Linked DNA regions of Homo sapiens: all the other regions are linked to region 2. A link is a loop called in an ENCODE intact Hi-C map of the cell type or tissue named here. Cell type or tissue: heart left ventricle. All regions are shown on one strand. Region 1 overlaps EEFSEC (eukaryotic elongation factor, selenocysteine-tRNA specific). Region 2 overlaps EEFSEC (eukaryotic elongation factor, selenocysteine-tRNA specific). Region 3 overlaps EEFSEC (eukaryotic elongation factor, selenocysteine-tRNA specific).

Region 1 (8,000 bases), 56 kb after region 2:
TTTGATGTAAGTGTGGGCTCCTGTGTGTGTGTTAGGGAGAGACATTGGCTTCCCAAAGGCACATTAGGAAGCAGCCCTGAAGAGCAGGTGGTGTGGATGTTGATGGCTCCAGGCGACCCCCATCCCTGCCTTCTCAGCTACAGGTCTGCCCCAGGACTAAACTCCAGAGCTACACATTTGTGCACAGCACTGCTCAGCTCTTCCAAATCCCACTGGAGCAGTGGTTCTCAACCTGGGGTGACTCCCCCACCTCTGGGAAAGTTGGCAATGTCTGGACCTGGATACATTTTTGGTCGTCACATGGTGGGTGGGGGTGTTATAGATATCTACTGGGTACAGACAGGGATGTTTCTAAACATCCTACAATGCCCAGGACAGCCTTCATAGCAAAAAATTATCAGGTAGAAAAATGTCAACAGGCTGGGAGCAATGGCTGATGCCTGTAATACCAACACTTTGGGAGGCACAGGTGGAAGGATCACTTGAGGCCAGGAGTTCAAGACCAGCCTGGCCAACATGGCAAAACCCTATCTCTACAAAAACGACAAAAATGAGCCAGGTGTGGTGGTGCACACCTGTAATCCCAACTAATCAGGAGGCTTAGGCACAAGAATAGCTTGAACCTGGGAGGCGGAGGTTGCAGTGAGCAGAGATTCCACCATGGCACTCCAGCCTGGGTGATGGAGTAAGACTCTGTCTCAAAAAATAAAATAAATATAAATAAAATAATAAAATAAAATGTCAACAATGTTGAGCTTCAGAAATCCTGCACCAGAGAGAAAAAAGAAAGAGTTCCTTATTTGCTAAACATTTTCTGGATAACTCCCTAAAAACTGCTCTCAAGGACATTGAGCCACTGAAACCTCAAAGCAGACAGGATACACACAGCTGTTCTTACCAACAGTTGGTTAACGTGCTCTCCAAACAACTACTCTATGCCTCAATGAGAGGGAGAGAGAGAGCAGCATGTCCTTACGGTAGATTCCTAGGCAGAGGCTAAACAGACATCCACATGTACAGATGTAGAACCATCTTGCATCTAGAGTGGAGGAGATAAAAGCAAGGGGTAGCACACTGGGTAGGGCCTGGTGTAAGAAACAGGGGGAGATACATAAGCTTCCACATGCAGAGGTTATCACCAGAATGGCAGCAGCAGTGGCTGCCTAGGAGGGAGAGACCAGGGACCCAAGACAGGGGGTTGTCAGGGAGACTTAACTCTAATCACTGCATAACCTTGGCATCTTTTGCCTTTTTAACCATCTGCCAGTATTACCTTTTCAAAGTAAACTAACAAAAATGTGCTACATTCATATATGTCCACATGAGGGGCCTTCTCACACATCTCATGAGAGCCCGGGAACAGTTCTCTGCTGTGCTCATGAGGATGTCCTGGTTACAAGTGCCCTGTTAAAAATGGAGATGCCAAGAGCCTGACTTGCCAAAGCCCCGTTACCAGGCAGCGGTGAAGTCAGGTTCCCAAAGTGGACCTCCTCATGCCTGAGTCCTGGGTGTGGCATCCATAGACTCTGGGAGTGGGAGGCCTACCTGCCAGACCTGGCTGGCTGACCAACTAGCTTAGATGGTGACAGGGATGCCTGGGCTCTGAAGATGCAGCCTGGTCACTAACTGAATGCAACATGCCACCCGTGGCTCCCACATGGCATGGAAAGGCAAGAAGCACAAAGCTGCATCGACCAGAAACATGAGTGCAACCCTGTTGCCAGGAGGATAAACCCTTCCTTGCATCTCCATTTTGCCCTGTCCTTGGCTTTCACAAATGGTTACCCAGACAACTGCCCTTTTCCTGGACTCCCCCAATTGGATGTTGGCAGGAGACATCAATTTCTCTTTCAGGGAGAGGCACACTATCAACTGGCTGGGAGAGCCAGGATGTAGCCTTTTCCAAGAGCTGGCAGGAATAGGAAAAACCAGTTTCTACCCAGATTCTACAACATCCCAGGTGCTTCCCATGGTCATCCTCATCACAATGCTATGGCATGGAAATAACTTACAGACAAGGGGGCTGAGACCTACGGAGGCTACTTGACTTGACCAAGTTCACACCGCCAAGAAATGGTAACCCTAGACTTTAACCAAGGGCTGTATGAGTCCAAAGTTAATGCTCACCCTCAAACCAGACCATCTTCCCAGGGAACTATCTCTTTCTAGAAGTTTAGAATTTTCTATATATGGTAATGCAGAAAAACTGTCTTCTGGGTATTCTTTTACTAAAAGATACAGCTAAATGGTTAAGGAAAAGAAAAGGGAAGAGAAAAGAAAAATTGCAGAGGGCCTTCTCCCTCCTCCCCACAGCCTGGCCCAGGTCCCTTTGCCAATCCAGCTAGAGGAAGCCACACCTGCTGTAGCCCTGCCTGTCATCTGTACCTTGACAAGCAGGTCAGGACACAGGGCCTGCCACAAGGATGGTGGCCCACCCATCTCTCAACTGTTTCTCATTAGCGGGAACATTCCGCTTTTCAACAACCATGGACGCCTCTGTCCTTCCTTGGAGGGTGAAGGCGGAGCCTCTTCTAAACACTGGTATTCTGAACCCCGGTGGGTGCCCACACCAAACAAAGGCTCCCCTATTCCAGCGCAGTCTGGTGACACAAAGGCGGTGGGATCCCGCTACTCCATCCTCTGCGCATGGAAGTAGCCAGCAGTTGGACAGGACCAAAACTCCAGGAGAGAGAGCTGGCCTAGGTCCAGGTGCTTGGGGCAGCAGCGGGGACCCTGCCTGTCTGAGACCCAGCACTGCCCACTTCTGTGTAACTCAGGAGCTCTGGTTCTCTCATCTCAGAGAGAGATGATAACAGTCCCTACTTCACAGGGTTGTCTAGGGTTAAATCAGAAGAAAAGGCATGTAAAATGCTTGGCTTTGTATCTGCCACATAGTGGGGTCTTTCCCTTTCTCAAGTTCTGTCTCAGAATCTTCTCAACATGGAACTCTTGACGGTACAGCCAATCCATCAGAGGTGGAAATGGGATGAAGCTTTTCTTATCCCTCATGTGAATTCAGGGACAAATCAGCATTGATGAGCACTGACTGTGGGCCAGGCACGGTACTAGGTGCTGGGGATTCCAACATAGAGAGGTTGGGAGCCTTCTCTTAAGCAGCACAGAGTCAAGCGGGAAGAGGGGTGACTGGGCTATGATAAGGAGCAGAGCTCAACTCCATCCTCAGGACAGATGCAGCTCCCAGGAAGAGGTGGGACGTAAGAGCTGGATTTTGAAATATTTCTAAGAGTGTTTCAAATGGTCAGGGCTGGAAAGGGCGTCCCTTGCAAAACAACAAGGAACACTCCTGAGTGCCCACTCCAAGCACATGAATAATCAATGTATGCTCAGAAACACTCTGAAAAGAGATGGAGGCACAGAAAGGTGAAGTCCTTGGCCCCAGGTCACAAAAGAAAGAGTGCTACCGAAGCCTGAAAGGACAAGGCAGCTGCTGGACAGGGAACCAAACTAGCTCCGTGGGCCTGAAGCTCCCCATGCATGGCTGCAGAGGAAGACAGGCTGCCAGCCACACACTTCAAGTTTGGAGCTGTGCCCTGAAGGTCACGGGACCATGCAGGCTTTTAGTGGGACGTAGAGGGCTAGCCCCATTAGCTGGCACTCAGAACACAACTGTGGAGCTAAAATCCTTCCCTCCTTCCCTACAGGAATCTGGTTTCCAAACATTTAACATGTCCATGCTTCTTCTGACCACCTTTCAAATTCTCTCCTCTGTAGTAAAATGGCAGACCCAGAATGGGGCTCAGCATTACCGAAGAGGAAGGTGAATGCTGTGAAAGGAGAATTAGTTACACTTCACATGGGTCCACAGTTGAAAATTGCAGAAAGGTCAGATTTCTGTAAAAATAACTACATTTTCAATGAATGAGGAGACCATGCAATTAGAGGGAATCTCATGGTTAGTCCTTTTCTAAAACACATTGGTCTAAATCTGAATTTTAATTTTAAAAATTTTCTTAGAAGGATATCACCTGCATTATCTTTTCTTACTTTTCCAGTTCATTCACATTGTTGTGTAGTTTGTTTCCTCACCTACACTCCTTTTAAGTAAAACCAAACAGTTTTATCAAGTGGGCCTTTCCCCACACAGAATGTTGCATCAATAGAAGGCCTCCCCAGCCACTGCCACTGTAATAGTCACCTGCAGCCAGTACTGCTGAGACCAGCTGAGGGACAGAGGCCTCCAGACCTGCTTGCCAGGTGGGCAGGGTGGGGCAGCAGAGCACAGGGGCCTGACCTCCAGAGCCTGAGCACTACTGCAGGTTTCCAAACTGAGGTGGCAATGCAGTGCATTAAGACCAGTGGTTTTCAAGTGAAAAGGAAAATAAAAAATTGGAGTAGAATGCAATGCAATGGAAGTCAGGAGGTAAGGATACTATTTTGTAAAGCCTTTCACTTTCTCCACCTGCATGTGCATTGGGTCATGATACAGTCTATCTGTACAGTGATTATGAGGAAAAGGTTGGAAAACACTGTTCTGTTGTGTGCCTACAAAGAAAACAGCAGCATGACTCTCTCTGTGGGCCTCCTGTAAGTGTGGGAGACCAGGGGATAGGCGCAAGGCCACTGGCACGAGGTTGCTAAGAGGCAATCTCTTGGCTATGACCTTGTACAATTTTAGAAACTCTCAAGAAGCCAAACTAAGAGAGTGAGTAAAAGCCACAACCTCCAGGAGTCAAGATTACGGGGCAGGAGCAGTCAAAGCTGAAAGATGCGGAGATGGTTGTATGTGGCCCCTTGCTTCCAGAGGGAAAGGAGAGAAAAAGGAAATCCTGTGACTTTCTCCCTACCCTTAATTAAATACACAACTAAGGTGAGTTCTAATTTCCTAACCTTGCCAAAAGGCTCATCACTAAGCCACAGGAATATTCTTGGCAGTGCCTCAGATGGTCTAAAAATGCTGTGGCCAAAGGGCATCCAGATGATAATGGTGACACCTGCTTTTCTCCCTGAAAAGCACAGATACCGCACCTGCCTTTGGTTCTGTTATGACTTCATTAAGCTGCACAAGGTGTATGTGATTGGAAAAGCAACTGCTCCTTTGTTTTGCTTTTTGATTTCCTTCTCCAAGTGTGTCTATTTTAAATGGGTCAATGGATGTTAATGCTAGGAAAAGCTGACATTTGAATAAGATCACAGAGTGTGGCATCCAGCACCTCAGCAGGCCAAGCCAGGCTAGGTCAGGAGAGTGGGGAACTCTGAGGCCCCAGAGTGGGCGCCAAGAATCGGTGTGTCCAGGCCCTTCCTGCAAAGCACCTCTGCCCTTCTTGAGTAGAGAAGAGTTTCCAGAAGCTCCACACCTGAAGGAGTAGGGGTTTCTCTGGCTGGGCACAAAACTCCCAAGTGATTCTGACTTATGCCTCACTCCCTAGGCATTAGCCTTTCTCAGCTTGCTTTCACCCTCTGCCAGCATCCTCTAATTTGAATCTTCACAGCTAAAGTCACCATGACTTATGGCCAGAACCGATGGTCTTTTACTTACTGGTAAAAGTTTCTCCTTTGAACCTCAGTTTCCCCATCTGAAAATAAAGGCTTAGGTCCTACTCATTGGGTACACTGGTTATGTACATGGCCCCAGTAAGCGTTCAGCAGACAGCAGCAGGGGCCTCTCTCTTCTCTCTAGCCTCTGTGCGCTGACCCCTCTCATCCAGAAAGGACATTATCCTTGATTTTCCTGCTCTAGGCTTCCTCCTTTCCCATTTCTTCCTCTAACTCCAAACGCCAGCTGGCCCTCTCTCAGCTATCGCCTCCCCTCTGCCCTCTTTGCACCTGCTCAGTCTCCACCAGGTGCTGACAGCTGTTCAGGGCAGAGTCTCTGTCAGCTCTTCCTCTCCACTTCCACAGCCACCCACCGGAATTCAGGTCCTCTCCAAGCCATGTGCCAGGACTACACTTACAGTTTGTGACAAGCTGTTCCATCACCCTCTCGTGAACAAATAAACCTTCACTTTCACACTCTTGCTCATGGGCGAAGGCAGTCTTTCCGAATGAGATCATGCGTACAAACACCTAGTTGACTATCTGGCAGCCAGTAGGTTCTCAACCATAGTTGAAACACCTCAATTTTCAGTTCAAAAGAACAAAACACAAAACAAAACAAACACACCTCACGGACTCTCTTTAGCAGGCTGCAAGACAGGGATCAGCAGCTCCATTTCACAGACGGGGAAGCTAAAGCTCCGGCTCTATGCACCTGCAGACAGCAGGGGCGGTGTCTTGAGCTCTCCCATCCATGGTTCTAGGGCACAGGACCCATTTCCAAACTGGATTCCAAGGAGCCTTGTGTTCCCAGGGAGTCCTGGGGCTGCCATAGGTGTGAGGAGGGGCAGGAACAGAAGGGCCCAAGTCACCCATTTGCATTTCAGCCAGACTGGCTCCCTTTCTATAGGTTGTATTTGTGGGGATTCTTCATAAAATTTGATATTCAAGTTCTTTAGCTAAAAATGTTTAAAAGCTATTGGCATGAGGGGTAAAGCTTAGGTTTTGGGGGACTGGCTTACTGGTTCTCACTCAATAGCTGTGCGATTAAATGGCATTTGGCTTCAGTTTTTCCAGCTGCAAAGAGGGGATAAGAGTCCCAGCTTTGGAAGATTCCTGAGAGGATCAGAAATTAGTACTTGGAGAGCCTAGCTCAGCACGTGGCACACAGTAGGTACTCAAGGAAAGCTATGTCTTCTCCCAATTCCCCCTCCCCTGACACATCCAATCCAGCCTGGCACACACACTAAGCTGGCACCAAGAAGGACTGAGGTCAGAGCCTTGGCCCCTGCCAGGATGACTTGGCTCTTCCAGTCTGAGTGGTCAGGAACCTGGGCCACTGGGCATCATATAATAAGAGCAGAGCTACGGCCAAGCTTGGCCTCCAGCCTCTTCTGAGACCCACTCCTGGGTCTGAATGACAGAGACTGAGGTCACTGCTGAGAGCACCACTTTTCCAACTATACTTAACTGTGGGCGCAGAGCATGTGTGCAAGTTGCCGTGAGTTCCAACTACTTAGTCTTTCACCCTTAGCCACACAGTTCAACTGACAAGATGGGCACTGTTATGCCCAGGTGACCCCAGGGAACCAGGCACTGCCTGGGCCTCACAGAGCTCCAACAAGCATGTGCTCTCGCCTGCCACAAAGCCCAGGAGAGGCCTACAGGGAGAGCGCACAATCAAAAGCATCTTCATCATCCTTGAAAATGGCACAAGGTCAGGGCCAACTCCACAGTCAGCATCATCTCCACTTTACAGAGAAGACCCTAGGAGACTTAGTGATGGCCCCACTCACACAGGTGAAAGTATTGCAGCTGGACTGATACCCTGCCCAATGTGTGCACAGGCTGAGCACTATTTCTCTTAATGCCCAGTGCCAGATGCTGCAGGAGTCAGTCTAAATACACTTTCCTGTCTGTTCTTGTTGCGAATAAAGCAGCTCAGTCAATACTTTGCCCAGTTCATCCAGCCAATATTCGCTGAACCCCTACTGGAACCACAGGCCTGGAGGAATAGAGACCAAGTGGACATAGGGTATGCCTCTAGATATTTTATAAAGGCTCATCAGGCACCCTGTGGGAGCCAGGCCTTAACTTCCAGGAAGTTTTCATGCTAGCTGGGCCCCGCTGGGTCCCTCTTCCTCACTGATACCTAGACATAATCACCACAGGGAGAGGGTACAAGAAAAGCCCCTGCTAATCTCCACCCCCAACAATAAACCAAGCCCTTTCCTCCACATTCAACACTGGGGTCTGGGCCCCAGGGAACATGGACTCTGAACTGGGTGTCATTTTTCTCCAAGTCTTTGGCTCCATCTGCTGTCTCTGACTGTCACATGGAGCTGAGGCTAGAAACAGTGCTCAGAGGGTGCCTGCCAGCCTTGGGAAAAGCTTGGAGAGGGCAGGGGCAGGCAAGGCCCCATGTGTGGCCAGGCCCCACACCCAGCAGCAGAGCTGCTCTCATTCTGGGAAGGTGGGGCAGGTAGGACGTACTGGTGAGAAGACTG
Region 2 (8,000 bases):
AGACTTCGGGTGAAAAAACAAAGAATTCCATTGCTTTTAAAAAAAAAACTGCTCCAAAACCATCATTTTATATATATCAAAGGAGTTAATAACATATACAACACTTAGAACAATGTCCTACTCATTTTAACAAGCAATGAATATTAGTTTCTATTCCATATTCCCAGAATATGCCACTCTTTCCATCCTCTGTGCCCTAGCACACTCTGTTCCTTCTGTCCTGAACACCCTTCCTCCCTTTTCTCCCTGGGGAAATCTCCTCACCTTCAAGACAAGCTCAAGCCTCACTGCATCGGTAAAACTTCCCACCTTCACTCTGGAAGGGAGCAGTCACTCCATGCTCTTTCTCCAAAGCCCTGTAGGGCCCCTACTATAGTGCTTGCTCCTTTCTGTAACATCTCCACCCAAACGGTGCCCCCTGGGATGGGCCTAGAGCCAGTCCTCTGTGCTCAGGTCTGATGCTGGTCACAGGGAGAGGGGCAATGGCTGAAACAGAGCTGGGCTGGGGAGAGAGGGTGGGTGGTCGGGGAGAGGGAGAAAGAGAAGGCTTTGGGGGAAGTAGCAGCTCCTCTCCTCCCTCCACAGGCCCTGGCTTAGCCCCATGGGGATATGGGAGAGGGGTAGGATATCCCTAGATCTGGCTCCAGAGAGTCAGCTCTGCCTCACTGCTGCCAGACCGGGGCCTTTACTGTAACTTCCCAAGGGACCTGCTGGTGCCCCTCCTCCCAGGCCACAGAGGCATCCTGCATGGGGCACAGCTGCTGAGCTATGATACCGGTGGTGAGTGTGGGCCGCTGCACTCCCTCCACACAGCTATCTCTGGGCCTGGGCTCTGTCTTCATCACCTCATTGAACCTCCTAACAACCACCTTCACTAGTGGTCAAACCTAGCATTGCCTATGATGGGCAGACATCCGGATAGGACACACTAAGGCCCCGAAATCACCTCTGTAGAATTCCTTCCAAAAATGCACAGCCTGAACCCAGTCATGAAGAAATATCAGACAGACCCAAAGAGTGCACTGGGAAACAACCAACCTGGGCTCTTCAAAAACATCAGTGTTGTAAAACTATTGGTGGCAGCACTGAGCGCAGGTGCCACCTTTCACTGACTCCTCAAGCATGGAAAACTTCCTAAGACACTATTGCGACAGTTGGGGAATCTGAAAATGGACTGTATCCTAGACAATGTGGCATCAATGTCACATTTCTCCAGTGGTAACTGCGTTGTGGTTCTGCAGGAGAATGTCCTTGTTCCTCGGGGACATGTGCTGAGGGTGCAGGCACAGCAGCAGCACCAGGAGGAACCCTCAGTCGGCTCGGCGCACAAACAAAGCAGACAAGACAACACGGAGCAATTGTTGAAGCCAAGGGAGCAACACTGCTCAATAAGCTTTCCACTCTTCAGTATGTTTGAAATTATTTAAAAAGCTAGGAGGGAAAGTCCTCAAGATAACCCACCTTACTGATGAGGAAACTGGGATTTTCAGAAAGGGTAGCATTCTAGCCAGGATTCCAACACAGGTCTGGCTGCCTCCGAAGCTCTTGTTCTTTGAAGGTACCCTGCTACCCACATCCCAGTGTGGGCTGAAAATGCCAAGTGTGCACAATACCAGCCCTGCCAATGTCTCTCAGTAAAAGTTAATTTGGTCCTGGCAGGGGCTACTTTCCAGGCAGCTGGCTGGTGGTGCTAATGAAATCCCAAGGACAGGTTATTGGGGTTGCCCCAGAATCTGCTCCAAACAGAGCAGCTGGATGGTTGGAGAGAGCACATTTTAAAAGAGAAGAAAGCCAGTTTCATTTCAAACCCCAGAGGAACACACAGCCTCACAGCCCATTGTCTGAGGGCCTGTTATTTATGGGAACATAACAATATCCACAACCTCAGGGCTCATCGTGTCCTGTCCCTTTGGCACCAGGATGTGTTTTCACTTTTGCTCTATGCTGAGTTTCCAGAAGCCTCCCAGCTAAGTGGAACCATGGGTGATGTCCACTTCCATTGGGAACTTCAGGGTCTGGTGGGCCAGTCATCTAGCTCCTCTGAGCCTCACAGTGCCTTTGGGAGAAACAGGGCGATGGCCTCCTCTTGAAGGCTGCAGCAGGAGGAAGAGACGGCACATTAAGGACCTGGTGCCAACACAGAGACCACACATTGTGGCCCAACTGAGAATGGGAAGATTTCATGTAAAAATACAGATATCCAGGCTTTCTTGAAAAATTGGAAGTGGTAATGCCACCGTGGCTGTGCTACAGCCCAGCAATACGGGCATGGAGCTCAGGGGGCCCAGCCCCTTGGGTTTTCAGGCCTGGACTCCGGCACGTGTCAGGCTCATGCGGTGCAGGCAGATGAGGGAAGGGGCTGGCAGCCCACTCCCAACGCCTGCAACATGCTGGGCATCCTTGCACACTGGTTTACTCCTCACAGTCCTTCAAGACAGGATTGTTACCCCCATTTTATCAGATGAAAACCGAGGGCTCCAAAGGCAGTGAGCTGACCCAGGCCCTTCAGAAGGATTAGCAACAGTGAGAAAGCTTCCGGGAAGTGGCCCTGACCAGCAAGGCTCAGCTGAGCTACCACATCCAGGGAGTGATTTTAACATGCGCAGTTGTCATTGTTGTTTATTGTTTTTTAAAACTCCTCTTTCTTAAAACACAGAAAACTTCATTTCTTGTGTGTGTTGTGGACTGTACTTCTTTTTTTGTTTTTTTTTTTTTGTTTTTTTTGGAGATGGAGTCTCGCTCTGTCACCCAGGCTGGAGTGCAGTGGCGCAATCTCCTGGCTCACTGTAACCTCCATCTCCCAGGTTCAAGCAATTCTCCTGCCTCAGCCTCCCGAGTAGCTGGGACTACAGGTGTGTAACCACTATGCCCAGCTAATTTTTAAATTTTTATTAGAGATGGGGTTTTGCCACATTGGCCAGTCTGGTCTCCAACTCCTGACCTCAGGTGATCCGCTTGCCTCAGCCTCCCCAGGCATAGGGATTACAGGTGTGAGCCACTGCACTCAGCCTGTGGACTGTACTTCTGTGCCAAATGCAACCACCATCTGCTGTGACTGGCTGTAGCTGGAGACAGGACACACTCCAGCTGACCTTGTGCAAGGGGCTACACCCAGGATCTAGGCTGTGGCAGCACCATCCTGGCCCAGCCCAAGGGCATCAGGCCATGTGACTGGCCCCATGGAATTCCTGAGGCACGGCTCTCCCAGTGGGTGGTGGGAGGAAGAACCATTAGGCAAGTGATCGCAGGAGGCAGCTTTTCAGCAGAGCCCTAGCCTGAGCTGGAGTCAGCACGCGTCACCAGTGCAGAACTGCTTGGCATTCCAGATGAAATGGGTGACAGGAAAAGGGAGTCTTATTGTAGAGCTGGTTTCTTTGGAGGGCTGATGGAGCCAGTGATATGGCCAGGCAGGCAGTGGGGCCACAGCACCAACTGTGGTGCTTCACTCATCTCTGGGTCTGGTTTCAAGGCTGTCTCTCTCCCTGTAAGGTGGGAAGGGGACATAAGTCCATAATCGGCAGCCTAAGTAGGGGTGCAGCAATGTTGCAGTCTCACGGCATCCCTGAGGTAGGCCTTGTGGAAACAGGATGTGGCTCTTGCTTACAGGCACAGGAGTCCACACAGCAGGTGGCTGGTTCGATGCGGAGGTGATACTCAGGGCCAGCAGGAATAGCCTGAGCAGCACCACTGTGGCACCCTCACCTCCAGGGGCACTGAGACTCCAATTTGTCCTCAGACCCCAGTGCAATGCCACTTCCGAAGGAAGCCTTCCCAAGCCCAGACTCGGTTGGGGTCCTACTGTAAGATCTCATGGCATTGTGCACCTTCTGTGCACAGCATGCATGTGGCTGCCAATACACAAATGCTCAGGAGAAAGTCTGCCAGTGCCAGCATCCTAACTGTTACAGGCTGAACTGTGTCCCTTCAAATTCATATACTGGAATCCTAACCCCCAGACTTTAGAATGGGACTGTATTTGGAGGCAGGGCCTTTAAAGGTGTAATTAAGATGAAATGAGGTCTTTAGGTTGAGTTCTAAACCAAACTGACTAATGTCCTTCAAAATAGAGGTTGGGACACAGACACGCACAGAGGGACAGCCATGTGAGGACACAGGGAGAAGGCAGCCGTCTGCAAGCCAAGAGAGAGGCTGCAGGAGAAACCCACCCTGCAGACACCTTGATCTTGGACTTCCAGGCTCCAGAACTGACAGGAAATGAATGCCTATTGTTTAAGCCACCGCGTCTGTGGTATTCTGTTATGATAGCCCGAGTTGACTAGTACACCAACCCAACAGCCCCATGAGCTCAGGGGTCATGTGGGCTGTGGCTCACTGTGGTCTTTCTAGAACCCAACACAAGGATGACACATAACAGGGGCTCAAAAGCACACTGTTGAACAGAGGGGTGATTAGCTGTGAACTCCCGGGGTGCAGGGACTGTGTCTTGTTTGAGCCATGTGCCCAGAACCCAACACTATGTCTGATACCAGAAAAATACTTTCCACACACAAGAGTCAGTGCTTGGTAAAGAAGAGCTAGCTAAAGTCAGAGTGACTGTGTGAGGCCAGAGCCCTCCTGTCTCTGACCTTGAAAATCAGGACCCCAGCTCCTGCTCCTCCTCCTCCTCCTCTGTGCCCTCAGGCTGACTGCCAGGGCACTGGGGTTGGTCTGATTTCCTCCTCTGCAGAACTGGGGTGATGACAGCCTGGTTTCCCTGGGCTGCTGGCAGGATTGAGTGGTCAGACTACACAAGGGCGTGCTGCCTGGCACAGGGCATGGGCAGCAGCTGATTGTACTGCTGACATTGTCTCAGCCTCAGGCCCTGCCTGCTACCCTCCGGATGGCTGTAGGCCCTCATGCTACAAGTCACCCAGGCCAATTCCATTCCTTCTGGTCACCAGCCCATATGGACCAATGCCCCTGGCCATTTCTTAGAACCATAGTTTCTATTCTTAGAGTTACTTGCCTGGGACCTCACCAACACACTGGTCCCCCAAAACCACTGAAGGGGTGTGTCCCCAACTCCTGCAGGCCTGGCCCAGTCCATACTAAATGACCCATATTTCTAGCAAATAGAGCTTCTGGGACTTAGGCCCTGACAAATCTGCCACCTTGTGAACCTGGGTCTGAGAGCCCCTGACAATCTGTTGCCTGGTCAACAGAGAGGTGCATCAGCTTCTGGGCTGAGCTGAAGCACTTGCTGCTCTGCCCTGTACTGGTCCCGGGAGAGACATTGGCCATCCAACGGCTGAGGCAAAGCGGGGCATCTGGGGGATGCCTCTATGATTTGGCTTCTGTTTTCAATCAGGAGGGAAAGGTATAATCCTTGTTTTTGACCATGCAAAGTGCTTTCCAGGGTCAATAAATTGGAGAGGTCCTTGTGGCACAGCCAATCCCTGCTTGAAAGGTGGCTGGTTAATCTCCTGTGAAGCAGCCTGGCATGAATGCAGCACCGGGGCTCCTACAGGCATCGTTTCCCAGTGCTCTGTGGTAGGGACAGGGCATGGGTGGGAGGATAAAGTGAGGCCCTCAGTGGACATGTGAGCTACCCCACCAAGAGGAAGGGCTGGCAGGTGAGGGGTGGGTGCACACAGCACACAATTCCAGCCACCACTTAGGGAGCCCCTGCCGTAAGTGGATACTATAGGCAGTCCTCTCCAGGGATTCTATGATTAAATTTTCAGCCTTCCTGGAAATCAGAATGACTAGCTCTGGGTTAGCACTGAAGAAGCTGAAGCACAGACTGGAAAGTGGCTGGTCCCAATCAGAAGGGAGCCTGGGATGCCCCAGGAGACCCTCCAGGTAACTAGCCCAGCGGCCCCTGCAACCTTGGCCTCGTCTGACCCGTCCCTCTCCTAAACCAGAGAGTGGTTCACAGAGGAGTTGTCCCACTGGGTGTTGGCCCAGGGCTCTCCATCCACTCAGGGAGCCCCCTCCCCACCCAGGCCTTGTTTCACCTCTGACCCCCTCCAGCACCTAGACAGGTCTGTACACGGAGGGCCCAATAAATTGTGATGAGGGACAGAGGAGGATGGGATGGGATACCATGCTGAGCCCTGAGACACCTGATTCAGCACAGGGGCCACGGGCTACCAGCTGGAACCCCAGAGTCCTGGGAGAAGGCTGCAGGGCTAAGGGAGCAGAGCCAGCTGGCAGGGCTGGCACTGCCCTCAGCAGCAGGTATGCTGTGCCCACTTACTCCTGCTGGCCCCTCTGCTCGATCTCCCTGGGGCAGACAGAGAACTCTGGCCCATTCACTTACTAGCAGTGTAGATGTGAGCAAAGGGCCTGTTTCCTCACCTGTGGGTTGGGGCCACGCTGCCATGCAGGCTGTGGAGGGCTAGACTAAATGGCAGCTCCGGGACAGGGTTTGGGAGGTGCTCTTGGCCTTCCCAGCCCCTGCTTCCTGCCAGTGCATCCCCACAGCAGTGCTGCAGGGCCTGGGGGTCAGGTGCACTCCACAGAGGAGTGGCTTGAGCACTGGCAGAGTCAGCAGTAGATGAATGAGGCTGGAAGAGGCCCTGGAGGGGCAGTCTGAGAATTCACATGCCCACTGTGTAGGCGAAGGAACTGGAGCTCAGGGCAGGTATGAGGGCCAGGTTCCCGACTCCCCATCCCATGGTCTTTCCACTGTCCTGGCCTTTTCCTGACCCTGGCCATGAGGCTGGACTGACCACTGGCCACAGGGTTCTAGCGAACATCACACATCTGATTCTAGCTCTCTATGCAGCCTTCTGCTCCCCGCTCGCCCTTCTGCTCAGAAGGCTACTCCTCCAGGAAGCTTGCTCTGGCCCTCCTCTCAGGATGGCCACTTTCCCCCATTCCCAGCCACACGTCCCAGTGGCCACTTGCCATGCTGACTGTGAATGGCTGCTCATGTCTCTGCCTGTCCCACAGGGAAAGCACCTTGGGACAGGACTCTGAGAAGGATCTCAGTATCCCCCGCCCGAGCCCTAAGCCTCAACTAAGTTTGCCGAGCTAAATGGACTGGCAAACCCTGGATTGATTAATTTATTTACATTTTTGTAGGGATGGGGTCTCGCTTTGCTGCCCAGGCTGGTCTTAAACTCCTGGCTTCAAGCAATTCTCTTGCCTCGGCCTCCCAGAGTGCTGAGATTACAGGGGTGAGCCACTGTGCCTGGCCCCCTTGTTTTAAAGATCAGGAAACTCGAGCCCTCCCCCAAGCTCTGTTCCTAGGCAGCAGCTTCTGAGGGAGTCTGATGAGGTTGGTGTCTGCCCGCATTGCTGAGGTTCTGGGGAAGCCTGTAGCACACAAAGCACCAGGCTGTTTGGCCTCCACTGTGAGGCTGCAGAAAACAGAGCTGAGAGTGGCCCTCGTGGGCCTGGGTACATTCATTTGTTCATTCCAGTCCAGTCTATTCCACCAAACTCCTTCATTTATTCATTCATGCAAGCAACACTTCCTATTCCATGTAAATCCATCCCCTTCTGCATGGCACACTGATGGGCATAATTCAGAGTCACAGCCCCTGCAGCCCTGGGGGTGGGCACAGGGGCAGCATTGGGTGCAGGATGGCCCAGGAGCCCTCCTCAGGACCCTCTTCAGAGGTGAGCAGAAGTGGCTTTCCTGACTCCCTCTTCCCAGGGGCCATAGGGTAGTCATTTCAGGCCCTCTGTCCAAGGGCCCACTGAGCTGAATGACCAACCCTTCCCTTCTCCCGCATACCCTGAGGAAGGGAGATACACTTCAGTGCCTCACCCCCAGCCCTGCCTATAAGGCATCATGGTGTGGGGAGTCTCGAGCAGAGTGGTTGAGAGTGAGGTGCTCTGGGTTCGAATCTCAGGTGTGGATGTTTGCTACCTTTGCCCAAGTGTCTGCTTTGTTCTGGCTTTCTTGCGCTGAGTGCCCACCTCTGTGGCACACCTCCCTGGGCACAGACTATCCTAGCCCTGGCATGCAGCAGAGCGGTTTGAAATGGTCTGCTTGTGCAGTGAAACGAGGTGCTTGTTGCAATGGGAACACCAGCAACTGCACTGCC
Region 3 (8,000 bases), 69 kb after region 2:
CTAATATTATAAGTGATAATAAAAATTAAACAGTATTAAAATAGCATCTTTCTACCACAAAAGGAACAGGCGTATCACTCTATGCATTACATTCCTGCCCTCTTCCCAGCCCCATACCCCCGACTGCCTTTGGACCAAGATGATAAATGTCATGCCAAGAAAGTTATCATTATAACCAATCCACTAGGAAGTGGAGGAAAATGATTTAATTTTGACAACTAAATGAGCTTTGACAGATGGTTTAACTAACACTCTAACCAACTTGCCCTGATAAAAATCAGCAGTTTTTCCACTTCAATGAGAAAAATTCATCTTCACTCCATTAGGTAACTTTGAGTAGCCCCCCAGGTCCCTTCTGCATGGCCTGACCACACTGGTCTGCCTGCCAGCTTCCCAGTGGGGTCTTCCACTGAGCCTCATTTCCTGCCCCCCATGGGAGTTCTTTCTCCCAGGAACTGCTGCTCTACCCCTCCTCATTAAATGTTGCGACATGTGTAAGTCCCTTCTGCACACCAGTCTCTTTCCTCCTGCCCCATTCCCAGGCTCACCCCTCAGGACTTCTCCCCTCCAGTCTGTCAAGAGTAACTCCACAGCTCCAGGAGAGAAACAAAGTTGCCACTAGGGAAAAGGACAGAAGGAAGAGGTGCCTAAGGAGGACACTGGACAGGTAGGGGGTGAACAGTTCTGAGTCTCTGAGAGTACGTTTAGCAGGCCTGGAGTCCAACACCTGCCTCCCCTTGACATCCTGATGGCCTCCTGGGAACCACTTACTGAGGGCCAGTTAGACTTTCTGTGACTTGCACCAGTAAAGTCCCTGACCGGTTCACCACATTTCAGTTCTGCAGCCCACCCTGTGTCCCGCCCATGTGCAGAGCCCCAGGCCCAGGAGAGGTTCACAGCCTAGGCATGATCAGGCTTCACAGGGGAAGTGAGATGTACACCAAGCCTTTTTACATATGGGTAGGAGCTGCCCAGGTAAAAGGAAGAGCTGGAACAAGCGTGCACACCGGAGGAGCTGCATGGGTGCAGCTGCGGGGCCTCCCAGTTATGTAACCTTTCACCACCACTGGCAAGTCTCCACGGCTTCACTGGCTGCTTCAACTCAGCAAAGACCCCTTTAAAGCATGACCCCCCCAGGACGGAACATTGCACATATCACATGCTCTAGCCTGGAGCTGGAGAGTGCAAATAACCACATTACCACTTGTGCTGATAGGTTCTTCTCCATCGATGGAGCTTGTTTGAGGATAAAGAATTTTACATTTATCCCTATTTAACTATAATGATCAAGTACAAAAACCTGAAATCAGCTTAAATAGACAATAAGATAAAATAATTTAGGCATATGCAAGAAACATGCAAAAAAAAATACCCAAGCATAGAACAATAAGCACAGTATAGTCCTACTTGTTTAAAAAACACTAAGTATCTATTTATGCTTATACATGCACAGGAATTATCTGGAAGAGTAAATTTTCAAATTGTCAAACTTCTGGGAAAAAGGTACTGAAAGGTATGAAAGTTTTATTTTTCATATTGCATTAGGATTATTTCTTCAATGCACATAGTCTATACATATGTATGTGTTGTTTTAAGCTACTAAATTAGTGGTACCAAAAACTTAGTGGTAATTTATTGTAGAAGCCATGGGAACAGAAATAAAAATAGAAAACTAACATGATTGCCATTAATAATATATTAATAGTATATTTCATCACACTGGCCTTTTTTTTTTTTTTTTTTTTTCAGACAGAGTCTTGCTCTGTCACCAAGCTGGAGTGATTCTCCTGCCTCAGCCTCCTGAGTAGCTGGGACTACAGGTGCGTGCCACCACGCCTAGCTAATTTTTGTATTTTTAGTAGAGACAGGGTTTCACCATGTTGGCCTCGATCTCTTGACCTCGTGATCCACCCACCTCAGCCTCCCTAAGTGCTGCGATTACAGGCGTGAGCCACCTCGCCTGGCCCGCATTGGCTTTTTACCATCATTCCAGCCTATCAAGATCCAAGAATGAGATAAAAGGCCAGATTCCTGCTTACAGTGCTGGAGTCAAGAATGGGAGATGAAAGAAAGAAGTTAAGATGGGGGAAATTCTGGGACAAAGAGAAAGGCAGCTGGGGAGGTGGCCAGAACAGCTGTTCCAGAATCTCTAGGCCAGTTCTAGCACACCCAGACTTGGGAAGAACACATGCTCCTTTTCCAAGCTGGGGGTCTGCTCTGCCGGGGAGCTGACTACCACCAGTGAACATCACCTGGGGAAGAAAACCCCTGCCCAGGCCCAGACCCCAAACCAAAGAAAGCCACAGGGCTTACATGCTGGGAAAGGGGCAGAGCCAAAGTCAGGGCCACAATCAGGACACACAGGAACCACCCCAGGACTTGGATCACACCTCAAGAGTGCACGAGGTGCTCCTGACATTTTTGCCTTTTCTGATTTAATCCTCACAGTAACTCTATGAAAGCAACGAAGAAGAAGGCTAAGGTTTATGAAATACGTGGTCATCTCTGAGGAGCAGGTATTACTTATAATCCTCATGTTAGGGCTGAGGGAAGTAAAGCTCATAGAGCTGAACAGGACCAAGAACACACAAGGGAGTCAGCTGTTGGCCTGGACCTGAACCCAGGTCTGTGCTCTGGGTTTCCCATGCCTTCCTCCAGGCCTTCCCCATGTGTCAGGTGGTCATGGACATCAAAATATTTTTGTCTTCACAGAGCACTCAACAAGTAGTTCCTGAGCACATGCTACAAGCCAGAAAACAGTGGTGACTAGAAAATATTTGCAGGCTATCCATCTGACAAGGGATTAATAACCAGACTGTATAAGGAACTCAACTTAATAGCAAAAAACAAACAAACAAACAAAAACACATAAATAATCTGATGAATAATGGGCAAAAGACCTGAATAAATTTCTCTAAAGGAAGCACACAAATGGCCATCAGGTATATGAAAAAATGCTCAACTTTACGAATCATCAGGGAAATGCAAATCCAAACGACAATGAGTTACCACCTCACCCTAGTTAAAATGGCTTTAATCAAAAAGACAAAAAGTAATGGATACTGGTGAGGATGTGGAGAAAGGGGAATGCTAGTACACTGTTGGTGGGAATTTAGATTGATACGGCTCCTATGGAAAACAGTATGGAGGTTCCTCAAAAAAGTAAAAATAGAAGTACTATATGACCCAGCAATCCCACTGCTGGGTATATACCCAAAAGAAAGGAAATCAGTATATCAAACAGATATCTGCACTTCCATGTTTACTGCAGCACTATTCACAACAGCCAAGATATGGAATCAACCTAAGTACCCACTGAGAGATAAATGAATAAAGAAAATGTGCTATATGTACTCAATGGAATACTATTCAGCCATAAAAAAGAATGAAATCTTGTCATCTGCAGCATCATGGATGGAACTAGAGGCCATTATGTTAAGTGAAATTAGCCAAGCACCAGAAGACAAATACCATATGTTCTCACTCAAATGTGGGGAAGTGGGTCTCATGGAGGTAGAGAGTGGATTGGTGGTTACCAAAGGCTGGTGGGCAGGGGGATGGGATAAAGAGAGGTTGGTTAATTGTTACAGAGTTAGACAGAAGGAATAAGATCTAGTGTTCTAACGTACAGTAGGCTGACTATATAGTTAACAATAATGTATTGTATAGTTCAAAGTAGCTAGAAGAACTGGAATGCTCCTAATATAAAGAAAAGACAAATGTTTGAGGTGATAGATACCCCAATTACCTTAATTTGATCATTACACACTGCATGAATGTATCAAAATATCATATGTGCCCCCAAATATGTACAACTATTATGTATCTATTTTAAAAAATGGCCAGGTGTGGTGGCTCATGCCTGTAATCCTAGCACTTTGGGAGGCTGAGGCAGAAGGATTGCTTGAGCCCAAGAGTTTGAGACCAGCCTGGGCAACACATGCAGACCCCATCTCTATAAAAAACTTTAAAATCAGCTGGGCATGGTGGTGCATGCCTGTGGTTCCACCTACTCAGGAGGCTGAGGTAGGAAGATCGCTTGAGCTGGGGAGGTTGAGGCTGATGGCGCCACTGTATTCCAGCATGAGTGACAGAGACCCTGTCTCAGAAAAGCAAAAAACAAAAAACAGTGGTGTCATAGACTGGCACAAGGGAGTAAGAGAAGATGATCCAGGCATATGCCCCCATTTGTTCCAAGGGGAAAAGGTGATTTCTTGAAGCCTGTGTCAGCTTATCTGGCAAAATATTGCTGTAAACTGGGAGGATTCCCACTCCCTGCCTGAGGGCACATGTGATGCACCCTCCTTGGCTGTCCCAGGGCCTACTGACTGGCTTCAGCTCCTGGACTGCAGCAATGTGTGCCCCAGAGGCATCCAGGAAGTACTTGGAGAAGTCAGCAGGATTGGCCAGGAGCCAATGGACTATTTCAGCAAAATTGAGACAACTACCTAGTTTGAACCTAAGATTTAGGAGTGTGGTGAGAGTAGCTTAGGCAAAAAAGTGCCTAATTTTATAACAACATGTTGATATTTTCAATTTTTCAAAAAATATCTAATTTTTAGCATGGGAGAGCCAGTGGGAACAAGGCATGCAACTGGAGCCCAGAATCAAGGGCAGGCTGCACAAGACTCAAAGCTCTGCTGGAGCCCTCCCATGAGGCTATCCGAGACATGAGAATGAGGCAGGAAGCTCTGGGACATGTGGAGTAATGCAGAACTCAGCATGACCGTGGGGTCCACAGAAGGGTGTGTGCCAGAGTTCCACAACCAGACACTGCTCTCATAGCTGGGATTGGGCTGGGCTTTCCCACACCAGCTCCTTTCCTCCTGATGGCATCTTGACCCACAGGAAGTTTGGAAGGTTCTTTAATCTCTCCTTCCACAAAGGAAACTACAGCAGTGAGGTTCAGGGGCTCAATCCACAAATAAAGAAAGGGGCACTGGTAGAGCCAGTTCTCCGAAAGTTATCATCACACTTGATGGTAATCAAGAGAAGGGTAAGCATAAATCCTCGGCTAGACTTCTCCTGTGTTCCTTCGGTGAGCCCTCACAAGCTGTCCTCCCTTGGGGGACCGGGGCCTTCAGTTGGTGTTCCCTGTACACATCTCCCTGACCACCCCTCCCTCTCAGGCCCAAGTTGGCACCCCTGATTCTTACATGCTGTTCATCCCTGGTATGTGCCTATGGTCTCCCAAGAGGACGGAGGCCAGCTCTATGCTACTAACTCATCAGTGGGTACTCACCACCTCAGATATCATGCTTCTTTATTTACTCTTAACAGAAAGACTGCAGGGAGCTTTGCCAAACCTCTGGGACTCCAGAGGTCCCTCCCTGTGTGATGTAGAGCATGAGGTGCAGCTTTGGTATTGGCTAGCATTGGAATAGCATTGGCTACAATTCCTCTACCCCACTCCAAGATCACAACCACCTGACTGCCACTGGGGGCCTTCTGGCCAACACACGCAGAGTACTGACTGTAAGCCACACCTATGCCAACTGGGACAAATCCAAATCGTGTCTTTCAGGCCATCTCAGGGGCACAAAGGCCAATGGATAACTGCAGCAAGGTCACAGTGGTAGTCACATGCCAGAGAGACAGACGGAGGGGCATATGTGTGTAGCGTGGAGGGCAGGAAGGTCAGTGAGGAGGTAACCTTCGAGCTGCCTCCTGAGGTGCCCACATGGATATACCCCTGTGCGGATGACGAGGAGACACAGGCCCTGCAGGTCTGTGCATGGCCATGAAGGTGAGTATGCTGAGAAAACAGGAGAACTACAGTTTGCTTTATCAGTAGAAGAATGAGAAAAGCTGAGGCTACAGAGAAAAGCAAGGGCCAGCATCAGGATGGCTTGCAAATGCTGGACTTGGTAGGAAGGGAAAGAGGAGACAAGAAAGGCTTATGGGTGGCCAGGATGAGGACAGAGTGGCATTGGACTGTGTTAGCTACATGGGGTGGCCAGCTCAGACACCATCCTTCCTCCTGCCTCCACTCACCCTTTCTGCATACCAGGGACAGGAAGCCCCATCCTGCTGGTCATATTTCAAGATCCTACGTGGATTACGTTTTCCAAGAGAAGAGCTTTTAGGGTATTCCAACATCGGGACATCCTAGTGTGGGCTCAGGATGATGAAATCTCATGCTCTGCCAGGGCCCTCTCCCACCAAAGGCAGCCAGGCAAGCTCAGCTCCCAGTACCAGGGCCTGGATAATCTCTCACTCTCTATCCTTCCATCTCTTCTGGGATGAGCGGGTGATTTCTGGACCATGGTAACATGTGCTTTCTCAGGGGAAAGGTTAAAGCTGCCCTATAGGTCACTCAGTCACAAGAGCTGAGGCTGGGGCTGGGGACCAAACCCACCACATCACGCTGGAAAGCATTCCTTTTTTGCTTTTCTGCTAGTGCCTATGCACATACTTCCCATGGGGACTCTGGGCAGGAGGATGAATGGGCTGAGGAAGGTTCAAGAATTTCCTGGGTTCCCACCACCCCACTGAGACCCTCACATAAATGAGGAGAGCAGGGTCCAGGCCATGCTGGGGTGTCTGCCTCCCCAGCTGACTGCTGGGTCACCTGCTTGGGACTCTGGCAGGAAGCAGGCATGGAACCACGTGACTTCTCCCAAACTTGGGTCCTTCTCCATCTTCTCACCACAGTTCCAGCCCCAAGGAAGATTTAAAAAAAAAAAAAAAAAAGGAGCCTCAATTGTTGGAAGGCCCTGGAATTGTTTATTTTGTAAACAAACCAATGGCAATGAATTATGTTGAACTTTTAATAAGACACACATATCATACTAGGTCTGTATATTTGCCAGCAAAAAAAAAAAAAAAAAAAAAAAGTAGGGGGAAGTACAGAAAAATGCCTTGAAGTAAAGATCACAAAAGGGGTTTCCTGTTATGAGATACGGATGCATTTCCTTGACCAAAAACAGACTGATCAAAATGCCAAATCAAAAATTATGAAAACTACAAACAGGTGACAGATTTGAACTTGCTTCCTTTGCTTCCCAGGCCCCAAGAGGCAGCCAGAGGGCCATCCAGCTCCTGTAGTTGGACACCACCAAAGGCAGGGCTGAGGGGACATCGCACTGCTGCCAGTGTTGAGTAGAAAACATTTTGGGGGTGCCTGGAATCAGCTGCAGCTTTTTGCATTGGCCTCTTTTTGTTTCACCTGAGCCTGGATGACCAAATGAAACAATTCCCCTCAACTGAGCACATTCCAGCAACGGACAAACACCACACATGGTGCAGCCAGCGAAATGTCCCATGCTGGTCTGTGGCTGGCAGAGACATAGCCATTTTCCCAGGCATCATGGGGACAGCCCTCCCTGACAGGCACAGCAGAGGCCTGGAGGTACATGCAAGAGATTGATAGTTCATCAAAATGGCAGCAACACACATTGGAGGTATGATGTGTTTCTGTTTTTGTTTCATGACAATTCTAATTCGAACAAAAATGTCAAATATCAGAACAGTCTGCCATTCCAACTGTCTGGAATGGCATCTTCCAATCCTTGCATATGCTGTTTCCTCTGATGGGAATACCCTCCCCTTACCTTTTCCACTTAGTAAACCTATTTCTTTCTTCTCAGAGCCCTCCATGTCTCCAAGAAAGCCAACCAGACCCTCCCTTGGGGTCCCTCCCTATCTCAAGTGCCCCCAGTGTACAGGTGCTCTACTTCCTTGGCTCTCTCTGTCCCACAAGGTCATGAGTTCTGATGGTGGAGCCAGTGTCTGACTTAGGTCTGGGGCCCTGCTGCTCAGTCCAGAGGGGGCACTTGGCACAACTTCTGAAACTCTCCTTTACCTGTTGTGCCTAGCAGAGAATTTATGTGTCATTTCTAGAGGCTCAATAGCTGACATTTTAAGAACACTCAGATATGATAGAACTTAATTCACTTTTCCCCTCTAAATTCCCCTTCCCAGAACAAACTTTCAGGAAGAGGCAGGTCTTCCTGTATGTACTTCAACTGTCAGCCCCTAACAGGGTCAGCAAACTCTAT

The links. Peaks named below come from ENCODE experiments on the same cell type or tissue, not always from the same donor. Only the 100,000 strongest peaks of a DNase experiment are listed, where the experiment ranks them.
Region 1: it touches region 2 in a loop (2.5-fold over the local background); 7 of 110 quality-filtered maps call a loop at or near these places.
Region 3: it touches region 2 in a loop (2.9-fold over the local background); 4 of 110 quality-filtered maps call a loop at or near these places.

The regions. Positions count from the first base shown.
Region 1 is chr3:128,307,062-128,315,061 of GRCh38, reverse strand. The region is part of intron 4 of EEFSEC (eukaryotic elongation factor, selenocysteine-tRNA specific); the gene reads right to left. Among named protein-coding and RNA genes, the nearest start is that of DNAJB8-AS1, 150 kb to the left of the region's middle. In heart left ventricle, a CTCF peak has its summit at 7,842 (motif pointing left); a DNase peak (open chromatin) is centred at 3,531; H3K27ac peaks cover 2,094 bases.
Region 2 is chr3:128,363,160-128,371,159 of GRCh38, reverse strand. The region is part of intron 6 of EEFSEC (eukaryotic elongation factor, selenocysteine-tRNA specific); the gene reads right to left. Among named protein-coding and RNA genes, the nearest start is that of DNAJB8-AS1, 96 kb to the left of the region's middle. RefSeq lists an enhancer at 1,818-2,318. In heart left ventricle, no CTCF peak of the experiment used is centred here; a DNase peak (open chromatin) is centred at 4,739; H3K27ac peaks cover 4,751 bases.
Region 3 is chr3:128,294,288-128,302,287 of GRCh38, reverse strand. All of the region lies in intron 4 of EEFSEC (eukaryotic elongation factor, selenocysteine-tRNA specific), which reads right to left. Among named protein-coding and RNA genes, the nearest start is that of EEFSEC, 140 kb to the right of the region's middle. In heart left ventricle, no CTCF peak of the experiment used is centred here; no DNase peak of the experiment used is centred here; H3K27ac peaks cover 2,582 bases.